Linked DNA regions of Homo sapiens: regions 2 and 3 are each linked to region 1. The links are chromatin contacts, found by Hi-C or POLR2A ChIA-PET in ENCODE. All regions are on one chromosome and are shown on one strand. The core of a region is the stretch at or near the end of the contact, and the rest is flanking DNA. Distances in the headings are between cores, read along the strand shown. Region 1 holds the start of PAN3 (poly(A) specific ribonuclease subunit PAN3). Region 2 holds the start of USPL1 (ubiquitin specific peptidase like 1). Region 3 holds the start of LINC00426 (long intergenic non-protein coding RNA 426).

Region 1 (3,720 bases), core at 834-3,333:
GGAAGATCGCTTGAGCCCAGGAGTTCCAGGCCAGCTTGGGCAACATAGGAAGATCCCGTCTCGAAAGAAAAAGCAAGAAAGCAAAACCCCGGGGAAGATATTAAATAATCCTCATAGACCAATTAAATGCTAAAACTTCCTATCAGGTTCATTAACAGTGTTTAAGAAAAAGACAAAATGTTCTCATGTACAAATTGAACTGCCTATCAGATTATTTTAAGATCTAGTTCTCCAGAATTCCCAAGAAAGTAGGACTCCTATTTGGTTTAGAAACGCTCAATATACTAAGAAACAAAACAGGGACATCTGGCACCGGCTCTATTCGTAAAGGCAACATTCTCTAACAGATTACGCTCACATTCAATTGTAAACTCCACTAACAACTAACAAGCTTCAGGTCAATAGATAACAACACACTGAGAGGCTGAGGAGGACAGATCACTTGAGGCCAGCAGTTTGAGACCAGCCTGGCCAACACAACGAGACTACTATCTCAACTAAAACTACAAAAAATTATCTGGCCGTGGTGGCGCGCGCCTGTAGTCCCAGCTACTCCGTAGGCAGAGGCAACAGAATCGCTTGAACTCGGGAGGCGGAGGTTGCAGTGAGCTGAGATCGCGCAACTGCACTCCAGCCTGAGCGACAGGGCGAGACTCTCTCCAAAACAACAACAACAACAACAACAACAACACATGAAAAAGAAATATAAACAGCCTTAAGATGTCCCCACCCAAGTGCTCAGTCGCACATAAACGCAGGCTGCACATGACATGCATTCAAGACACAATGCTGAGTTTGCTTGATACAAAGCTATAGAAGACAGGATCCCAGCTGACACCAGCAAACTTATTCTAGCTTTCAGGGAAACTCAGATGAAATGCGTCTTTGTGAAATCCCTACTCTAAACTCTCGATTAAACCTGAGCACACTTTGAACGCGACAGTCCGCTCCCTCCTAATCCTTAGAAAGCATTTCCTGCCTGCAAAACCTTTCTCCCGCAAGCCTTCTACAAACTTTTTCCGTTCTTTCAACCTACTCCACGAAGCCTTAAGCCCGCCCCTCACCTCCCGCCCCCTACACACACACACACACACACACACACACACACACACAAACACACCCCTCCCCACTAGGGAACCTCAACACTCTGCAGACGCCACTCCACAAGGACACGCAAAACACATGTGCCTGCAAACCCAGCCCCTTTCCACACCCCCCGGAAACGACACCCCCTTTCTCACACTCCGCACGCCACAGCCCATCCCCCTTCCTCCCCGCCCCCCCTTCACATCACCCCAGTCCTCCCACCCACGTTCCCGGGAACCCAACCTCCCCGCGCTCTCCGACTTGCCGAAGGCAGTGGGGAGGGGAAGCAGGAAGAAGGAAGGAGGGCTCAGGCCCGGCCTAGGCCTCTCAGACCGCCTTGGGAGGTGAGGGGGGGAGCCCGCGGGCCGTGCTCAGCTCCCGTCGGCAGCAGGGCCTCATCCGGCCCAGGCCTGCCCTCCGCCGCCGCGGCCCGCCCCGCCCGAAAAACACTCACTTGCCAGCCGCGGTCCATCGAGTCCCCCGCTACTGCCTCCTCCGCCGGCTGCGGCTCCGGTCCCCGGGTCCCCCAGGTCCGGCTTCTTGGGCCCGGGGGGCGGCCCAGCTCCCCCGCCCGCGACGGCTCCCGGCGGAAAGCCGGCCACGGGTGCACCAGCCAGAGCCAGGGGGACGCTGTTGCTATGGAGGCCGAGGCCCGGGGCAGCCCCGGCGGCAGGGTCCTCATGCAGGAACTGACACTCCTCCCCGTAGAAGCAAGTCTTATCCTTAGCGTAGTAGCGGCAGTACTTCAGCTTCACTCCTACCGCCGCCCCGCCGGGGACACCCCCGACCCCCGGCGGGGCCACCACCGCCACCGCCGCCGCCAGCGAGGAGGAGGAAGGGGAGGCGGCGGCCGAGGGGGGCGGGAGGCCGCCGCCACTGTTCATGGCAACGCCGCAGCCTCGTCTTCCGCCGCCGCCCGAGGAGCCGCCGCCGCCACCACCATAGACGGGGGAGGAAAGGAAGACGCTGCCGGTGCCGGATAAAAGCCTGGGCGGGTGGGTCTGTCCCGCTGCGGGAGCCGGAGCCGCCCGGGGAGAAGGGGGAGGGGAGAGGGGAGGGAGGAGGGGGTAGAAGGAGGGAGGGTAGGGGGAGAGTTGGGATTCTCTCACTCACTCTCTCGTTCTCTTTTCTTAAAGGGGCCGCGCGGGACGACGGGGTGAGCGCGCGGGCCCAGACGGGGACTTCGAGGGCGCGGGCAGGGGAAGAGGGAGCGGCAGCGGCAAGCGGGTGGGGAAGGCGGAGGGGCCGGTTTATTTTTAAATTCTGCCTCCACTCGCTCTCTCGCGCTCTGGTTCCTCCGAGTTGTTTATTCCATTTTCCTCTTCCTGAGACGGCCGTCGCCGCTGCGCGTGCGCGCTGAGACGCGAGGGCTTATGGGTAGCGGGAGCGCTAGGGGAAGCCTGGCCGGCGTCGGGCCCCCGGGGGCATCCGCGAGCTATCGGCGGTTGGACCGGCGGCTCTCGGTGGGGTTCCGGACGCGGATCTGGCGCCGAATTCTCACGAGACCTGATACCTTCCTTATTTGTATATTCTCTTACTTAAAAAGCCAGATGTCTTTTTTTTTTTTTTCATTGAAAAGAGAAAATTGACAAGGTAAACGGTCGTTTGGAGGGGCCACCTGGGGACGCGGCCCGAGCCCTGGCTCTACCTGAAGAATATCTTCTATTTGCCACACTTCCTCTCCCCGTTTCCTTTCTTCGCCCCTCTCCTCTTTCCCCTTCCCCTCGAAGGTAATGAGAACTACTGGACCGATTACGCTAACCTCTTGGCCCTTTGTCAAAAAATGGAGCCAAAAAGGTTGATTTAGACAGACCCCCTGCTCAGTGCAGCACCTGTTATTCTCTGTATTTATATTACCAAGGGCCTTCGGTAAATTATGAAAAATAGGATGCCACCTGGGACAACACTGCTTAGACAGCACTGGAAGACCTTTATAAATATACTAGGTTGCTTTTCTCCAATCAGCCTAGCCTTGATTTGAAATTCATTTTTATTTTTTTTGAGACGGTGAAATTCATTTTTAAAAGATAGTTTTAACCTCAGCGATCTCTGATGTTTGCGCTAATACCCTTTTAAAGGCTTTCAGAAATTTTAAAGAATTGCTATGAAAGGAAAAGTAACATTCTAGTTTTTCTCTGTAAAAGAGGTTCACAAACGGCAGATCGCTGTTATGAAAAGGAGGGGTGGAAGTATTTAAGGAATTGTGGCAAACAAAGTCACAGAAGAATGGATATAAGCAAAAGTAGCACACTGAAAAAAATGGGGAAAAGTGGAGTCTAGATCACAAACTGGTAAGCTTGGTGATGTTCTCTAGCCAAATTCGAAGGTAATAACATTGTATTATGGCTTTCTGTTTAAAAGCAGTTTCGCTTATTTGATTATTCAACAAATCTTTATTAACACGCATTACGTGTACCAGAAACTGTGGTACACTTAACTGTGGAGCTGGGGAAGCAAAAGTGAACATGCCGCCTTAAGTGAGTTCAGATGGCTTATCTTCCGGTTGGGGAGGCATCAAGTACACAGGTCCGTTGTAAACCAGTGTCTTAAGTGCTAACCTTATCACATTTGCTATTAGAGGATATTAAACATGTCAGACTTCTTGGAGAAAGTTGATATTTTCATGTTCCAAGT
Region 2 (3,720 bases), core at 908-3,407, 2.5 Mb before region 1:
CGGCGAATCTTAATTTCCTATTCCTGAAGAAATAACCATAAGACAGAAATTTCTCAACTGCAGCACTACAAATATCTTTGACCAAATAATTGTTTGTGAAGGCTGTTCTATGCACTGACGATGTTTAGCAGCGTCACTGACCTTTACCCTCTAGATCCAACAGCCAAAAGTTTCCTGACTTGCCAAATGTCCCCTGGTAAGCAAAATCACCCCTTCTGGTGAGAACTACTGATGCTAACTTTTTTCTTTCTTTTTAGGCACAGACAACTTATTACCTTTGGCTGGTTCTATTTATAATCTACTTACAAAAGAGAACTATGTAGGAGTCAAACTTACGCTTTTCAGGCTTTGTACCTGCAGATGTTGGTCCAGACACTTACTTGTAAAATTAGTTTCTTCTAAGAATTAAATGAGATAAAGCATGTAAAAAGTTTAGCACCTGACAAATTAAAGTTACTATTTGGTGCTAATTTTATACTTCATTCTGCGTAGAGAAGCAGTACACGTCGTATCATTCTGCGGTACTCTCAAATGGGAAACTAGTAGGCTATGTACCTTGAATAAACTGTTTTTGATGAAAATTTCCATCTACCTGAGGGAACCTAGAAAACTTTTTCAAATCAAACGGTTTTCTCTTTGTCTCTCTCAATTATAAAATATAAAGAGTCTCCAAATCTGCTCTCCTGATTCCATCACCCAACATTTCAGCGGGAAAAACCAGATAGGTTGGTGGTTGAAATCCCGAATATATAGAATCCCCCAAAAGAAAATTCATTTAATACCAGAGGTTTATTTGTCCATATGAGGGACATAAAAAAAATACCAGAGGTGGGCTCCCCAGTTCTTCTTCCAAATACAATTCACTTTGACTTACATACAAAATCCCGGGGGGGATTTTACAACTTAATTTGACCCTAAGTAACTGCTCTTCCTCCCTTCAAAAACAATCTGCTCCTCCTTCCCATATCTCACTTAAATGTGGGCGTCTCCATCCTTCCAAACACACAGACTAGAAAGTCTTGAGTTGTTCCCTATTCTTTATTTCCCTCTTCGCACAGTAAGTCACCAAATTCTGTGGACAGTTCTTTGGAAAGGTCTCAAATCTCTACCTCTTTCCCTTCCATATCACTGTCAAAATGATGCCTCTACAAGTCTGAGCCTGTCAATGCTTAGTTTAAAATTCTCTATTTACTCTAGCCTGATTACAGCAAACTCCGTCCAAACAGCCCAATATAACCTAAAGGTAGTATTATGACCTAAAGCTCATTGTACTGTGAAACCAACCTAGCTTTCCAGTTCTGTCTTCCTCAACTCTACTTCACCCCCAGCATCTTTCTTCTAACATCCCCTTTTCATACTTCTGTGAACCACTTATACTCCAGAAGCCTTAATGTGAATTATTAGCCCAGCATGAACCCAGTTAGATAGCACAATGAACGTGTCAAGGTGGCCCTGGGAATCGCAAAAAGTATTCAATTAAACTTAATTCACACTCCTGTGTGCAAAATGGAGAAACCCAGGGAAACAGCTGTTCGAAGAGGGGGCCTTAAACCCACCCATTTGAGCTCGCCCTCCGAGAGCGAGTAGGCTCGGCACGTGAACTGTCAAAAGCGAGGCCACAACCGACCTGGAAGCCGAGGAACAGGGTCAGCTTTCTGCACCCAGCCCTGTCAGGTACCAAACCCAACTGTCTTGAATCAGAGACGAACAGGACCAAAGGAGGTGAGTTTCAACACCCAAACTAAGAAGCCGAAGGAGGCGCAGGGTCCGTTAACCCTGCCCATCTCCACGCTCCTTGGAAAACGAAAACAAACTCTGGTTTCTCTTCAGCGTTCACCTCTCTGCGCCCAAACGGATCTGTAAGTCCAACTCTATACCTTAATCATCAACCTTTCCCACTTGAACCCCGTCCCAGCCCAGCCCATCCTTTCAGCGCGCCGACTACCCCATAGGTCATCCCAGCTCTGTCTCTTTTCCCAATTTCGAGAGCGGAAAGAAACCCCTCCCTCTTCTCCCTTACCTGCCGCGGGCACTCCCCTTCTTGGTACCGGGTCGATCGGAACTCCTGTTCCAGCTTGATCTCCACCCTAGTTGCAACGTTCAACCCACGTTCCCCTCGGACTGCTCCTCCCCCACTCGCGTCTCCACTAGGAAGGCGGCTTCCGGCTTGAGTCCGCGGCAAAAGAGTCCTCCTTCCTGCTGCACGCTGGGCCTGAAAGGACGGTGGCGTGGCGGGGAAGGTGAAGACGTGAGCACTTCCGGTCGCCCTCCGCAGAGGCGTGGCTGTCCGCCCTGTGGCCGCAGACGCAGTTGCGACTGCGGCGACGAGGAGGGGCGGGGCCGGTGGCTGCTGAGCCCGCCATGTGTGAGTGGCTGGGTTTGGGGAGGCGACGTTTCTGGAAGCTGCTGGAAAGCGCCCGAGTGGCGGAGGTGGCGCCAGCGGCCAGGGGGTGGGGCGTGATTAAAACTAGTGCGCGGCTTTCTGCGGAGGGATTACGCTGACGAAAGAGACCTGCTTGCGCGTCGCTGTTCCGTGGTCCGCGCGAGCGTGGTCGGGAGCCGCTGGTTCCTGGGGTGACCCGCGGAGGTGGGAGAGGGAAGGGCTTCCGAAGCCGGCGGGGGTGCCATGGACCCTCTCCGCCGGCGCGGCCTTCACAGCTGGGCCGCGCCGGGCATCCGTAGTCCGCTCTCCCAAAGCCTCGGTGGAGCTGAAGCTGCCACAGAGTGCATGTTCACAAAGGGTCATCACACACGGAGCTGCCCCTCCCTGTCTCCCTAGAGCCCATCTTCGAGGCCAGGGGCTTTTCTACCAGGATTCTGGGGTGTTTCTCCTCCTTTCCTCCCTCCCAGATCTTCTCACGGTAAGGGGAGCAGCGAAAGCGCAGGGACTTTGCATTCCACGACCCGTTCTGACTAGTCAACAGCCGATCTGTCCCTGCTGCTCTAATTCCAGCTGCCCTGCCTTGTTTTAACTTCAGAGAAAGGGGGAGTTCTCATTTGATAAGTTTAAGCCTTTGCTTTCGTAGGAAGGTCATGTGGCTTAAGGGACATCGTGACCGCGTATGCTATTTCTGCCTGTGCATTCTAAATCTTGGGGGCAGCATATTCCAGAAGTCCTTTTGGTCGATTGGTTCTGTGTCCTAGGATAACAATTTGTAGTTTCTGACCATTTCTTTACAGAAAAACCACAATTGGTATTTTGGACTGCGGGGTTTTTTAGTGGTCTCAAACTAAATGATTATATTCTGGAATAATGCTGACAATTTGGATAGGGTGGTGTGGAGGAAACAAGTCTCGTGTAGAAGAAATTATTTAGTAAAAAGGATTTTAGTTTTTGGTACTTCTGAATGCAAATGGCCAAGGAATCCAGCAGTTTGTTGGGGTTTCTCCAGACAAAAATAGGCTGGTTAGTTTGTTTACCTTTTTCTGTTGCTTTACTAGATTGTTAATGTATTTGTATATTTAAGATCTAGCTAGTTAGGTTTTTCTTTTTTATGAATTGTGATTAAAATTGGAGAAAGTAGTACTTCCTCCTGAAATAGACAAAACTCAGAGGGTTGTTTTCTTGTTCACCACTGCTACTTCCATTTTTAGAATGGAATACACTATTTGTAAAAAACAAACTTGCTGAGTATTAACTCATAAATTGAACAAAACAATTGGTTCAGTTAAAATGTAGCTAAAATTGTAAGACTGCAAAACAACATCACCAAACTGAAT
Region 3 (3,720 bases), core at 646-3,145, 2.2 Mb before region 1:
TCGGATTCTGAAGACTGGCCTTTATCCCACAGGCAAGGGATATGCTGTATGACACTCTCCTGATGCTGGGCATGGCTGTGAGCCAAAGCACCCAGGCAGCCCTGCCATCAGAAGGGTAAACCACGGACACCTGATGCCTTCCTGAAGGAAGAGCACTACGCCTGCCAAACCATCAAGCGTTGATGCTCCAGCGCCTTCTACCCGTGGTTCTCCAGCCTCAGCAGAAGAGAGAGAAATTGATGACCCTGTCGTTGTAGCATCCCCATCACCCAGCAATTAATTTTAGTTCAATGCTTCAAACGCTCTTCAGGCGCAGTGTGCGTTCAGCTGTGTCAGCTAATGGTGAGTACCCGGACAACCATTCTGTTTCACATTCAGTACAGTATTCAATAAATCACATGAGATACTCAACACTGTATTATAACATAGATAGGCCTGTGTTACATTATGTTGCCCACTGTAAGCTAATGTAAGTGTTCTGAGCACGTTTAAGGGAGGCGAGGCTGAGCTCTGATATTCGATAGGTTAGGTGTATTCAAAGCATTTTAGACTTTCAATATTTTCAATTTACAATGGCTTTTATAGGGATGTCACTCCACCGTAGGTCGAGGAGAATATGTAGTCAAGTTGCCTGGTCATGAGCACATTTTAGGTCAAGGTGTGTTTTACGCAGCTTCTAGGGTTTGCTCCTTCCTTTTGAGTTTGAGCCTGGGGGTGTGGGTTGAGGATAAAGAGTAGGTGTGGGCCAGGAGTGGTGGCTCACATCTGTAATCCCAGCACTTTGGGAGGCCGAGGTGGGAGGATCTCCTGAGCCCAGGGGTTCGAGATCAGTCTGGGGAAGGGACGAGACCTTGTCTCTACAAAATTAAAATAAAAATAAATAAATTAGCCAGGCCTGGTGGTGCATGCCTGTAGTCCCAGCTACTCAGGAGACTGAAGCAGGAGGATCACTTGAGCCCAGGACTTTGAGGCTGCAGTGAGCTATGATCACGCCACTGCACTCCAGCATGAGCAATAGAGTGAGACCCTGTCTGTATTGAGAGAGAGAGAGAGAGAGAGAGAGAGAGAGAGAGAGAGAGAGAGAGACACACACAGAGAGACAGACAGAGAGAGAACAAAGAGCAGGTGTGATCGGAGCTCAGGAAATCCTCCCTCTGGTAAGTAGTCTCAGCCTTCTATTGAGGCTGCCACCACAGTGCCATCCACAGCTTTTGCAGACCATGACATACGCAAACTGTTGTAAAATTTTGGCAGTGCTCATAGTCTCAGAGCCAAGCTTTGAAACAGAGAGGCAGCAGGAGACAGTGGGAGGAGGGTGGGATTAGAGACAGAAGGTCTCCGGGTTTGAATCTTTTCTCTCTATTGGCTGGTTGTGTGACTCTTGTCTCAGCTTCTTGGGCTGTACAAAGAGAAAACTAACACCTGCCTTAGAGACTTGTGATGATTTAATGTAGAGTGTGTGACATGTTATTGGATATTAGCAATTGCTGATATTTATAATGAAGAGCACTGGAAGCTGTCACAGTTCTCATAGTTTATTTTGCATTTGCTCCTCAGCATCCTCTGCTCATCTCAGTGTCTGTGTGGTCTTAGTGGGATGCTGACTATATTAATACTTGTAAACTTTACTCATTTTCCATCTCAAATGGGACAAGGGATAAAAATTATTTTTTATATTGTATATTTATTTAGTAAGTGAGCACTTTCCATTTTAGGCACTGGAGACACAGAAATGAAAGAGACAACGTGCCCTCAAGGATCTCACAGTGTGTGGTGAGGTGGACACACACACACATATCTAAGCACATGACAGTGAGAGGCACGTGGTCACGAGGTTGTGACGTGGAGCTGAGAGCTCAGAGGAAGGGCTTTGGATCAAGTGTGGTCAGACCACACTCGGCCATGAAAGTCTTTGAAGGTGGGGAAGGGGTGAAGATGGTGAGGGGATTCCACGGCTGGGAGAGGTACACTCCCTACACGTTCTAACCAACTGGCCGTGGGGAGGAAGCTGGAGGTCAGGACACAGGTAGGGCCTGGGTTTTTGCCTCATGTGACTGGGTGGATGGTCACAATTCGGCCATGCTGTCTTTGAACTCAACACCACCAAAATCATAGGATATTCCTAGTAATGTTGATTTCCACTAGATTACTTTTGTTACCAGAGTTTTAAGGGCAGAAGTCTTTGTCCCTTTTTTTCTCTAACAGGAAGCCATTCTGGGCCATTTATTTGCCGTTAACTTACACAGCCCACTGGAGAGTGGAGGGGTGTGAATGTGGGAGCCTGGGTGAGGGCTGCACCGGACTGTCACCAGGACAGTCCTCAATGCTGCCTGACTTAGCCACATTGCCAAAAACATACACCCATAGGTTATGAAATATTCAATACTGTATTGTATGGGAGAAATACAAAGAGGAGAAAGAACTGGGTTGAAAAGGTGGTCTGGTCAGGTATCTCAACCCACTGGCTTATAGACCAGGAACCACTCTAGACAATGCATGTAAGGAACAGAAATGGGAAACAAAAACATTTAAATTGTATTTTTCTCTGATTGCAATAAACTTGGAGGAAAGCTATTTTCTTACTTTGAGCTTTTCTTCCAATTATGATGAATGCAGAGATTAATTACAAAGGACCCGGATAAACTAAAACTCATCTACAGCATTTTTTTTTTTTTTGAGATGGAATCTCGCTCTGTTGCCCCGGCTGGAGTGCAGTGGCGCGATCTCGGCTCACTGCAAGCTCCGCCTCCCGGGTTCACGCCATTCTCCTGCCTCAGCCTCCTGAGTAGCTGGGACAACAGGCACCTGCCACCACGCCCAGCTAATCTTTTTTGTATTTTTAGTAGAGACGGGGTTTCACCTTGTTAGCCAGGATGGTCTCCATCTCCTGACCTCGTGATCTGCCTGCCTTGACCTCCCAAAGTGCTGGGATTACAGGCGTGAGCCACCGCGCCCGGCCTCTACAGCATATTTTAAAAGGCAAAAAGGTATTTTAAAATTCATGTTGGAAGACGTGGGCTCTAGCTGGGGCTGAGACAGATGATTCAACTATATTTTTTATTTTACTGCGCACTGAGGGTTGAAGCTGAAGAGCATGCATGCTTACCATTGTGTGTGCACATGTGTGTATGTGTGTCTTACACCAAAGACTGAAATCTCAAAAAAGCCCCAGGGAGCAGGTGTAACTATTATGCTACAAATGAACAGGTGTATTGTGGATCGCTGTTATATAGTTCTTTTCTTCAAACATACCTTCCTGATATAACGTTTTCTTCCTGAAAGCAAACAGTTTCTACTATTGGATTCTTGAGTGTATCATTAAGCTTCTCCAAACACAAATAACATCTACTATGCTTTAAAAGTAATGGCCCACACAGCTACTTATTTGTGTGACTGTTTATCTGTTTATACCTTTGCCTGTTTTTATCTTCAAGCAAATGGGGGATCTCAGAAGTCTTAATGAAGTAACTATCCCTGAACACTGGGATCAATACTCAGCATCCAGCTGTCAAATCAACACCAAGGTATGTACCGGGGAAAGGAAGGTTTTAGGTGAACTCCTAGCTGCATGTCTGGTTAACCTGCAACCACACAAAGCAGCTGGGGTAAAGGTGTGTCCCGATGCCTTGTGGTGTACTTGGAACTCCACAGCCAAAAGATTAGACGTTGTTTGCTCACTGTGTTCAAAACAAGAGGTGTAAAGGAAGTTCAGCAACAACC

Evidence for each region. A loop is a pair of places that touch in the nucleus more often than their neighbours do. ChIA-PET counts read pairs that join two places held with the same protein, here RNA polymerase II (POLR2A). Pooled maps may share reads with other maps.
Region 2: a loop to region 1 is called in a map of CD8-positive, alpha-beta T cell, with 23 times the contacts of the local background. The contact joins the promoter of USPL1 here to the promoter of PAN3 in region 1. A Hi-C loop is called at or near these places in 4 of 168 maps with a recorded cell type or tissue (CD4-positive, alpha-beta memory T cell, CD8-positive, alpha-beta T cell, ascending aorta and 1 more), 1 of 37 single-sample maps with no recorded cell type and 14 of 50 pooled maps. POLR2A ChIA-PET finds 5 or more read pairs at or near these places in 1 of 52 experiments (CD4-positive, alpha-beta T cell).
Region 3: a loop to region 1 is called in a map with no recorded cell type, with 17 times the contacts of the local background. The contact joins the promoter of LINC00426 here to the promoter of PAN3 in region 1. A Hi-C loop is called at or near these places in 1 of 37 single-sample maps with no recorded cell type and 5 of 50 pooled maps. POLR2A ChIA-PET finds 5 or more read pairs at or near these places in 1 of 52 experiments (GM12878).

The regions. Positions count from the first base shown.
Region 1 is chr13:28,136,908-28,140,627 of GRCh38, reverse strand. PAN3 (poly(A) specific ribonuclease subunit PAN3) reads right to left here and starts at 2,083. Exons shown (of 19, transcript NM_175854.8): 1 at 1,541-2,083. The coding sequence starts at 1,970. PAN3-AS1 (PAN3 antisense RNA 1) reads left to right here and starts at 1,454. Exons shown (of 2, transcript NR_029383.1): 1 at 1,454-2,081; 2 at 2,223-3,720. RefSeq lists an enhancer at 1,042-1,336 and silencers at 1,419-1,818, 1,859-1,938, 2,129-2,238.
Region 2 is chr13:30,616,357-30,620,076 of GRCh38, reverse strand. USPL1 (ubiquitin specific peptidase like 1) reads right to left here and starts at 2,157. Exons shown (of 9, transcript NM_005800.5): 1 at 2,021-2,157. It also overlaps a transcript of HMGB1 not described here. RefSeq lists enhancers at 2,080-2,129, 2,150-2,479, 2,530-2,669, 2,690-2,759.
Region 3 is chr13:30,372,089-30,375,808 of GRCh38, reverse strand. LINC00426 (long intergenic non-protein coding RNA 426) reads left to right here and starts at 1,895. Exons shown (of 5, transcript NR_024464.2): 1 at 1,895-2,026; 2 at 3,435-3,524.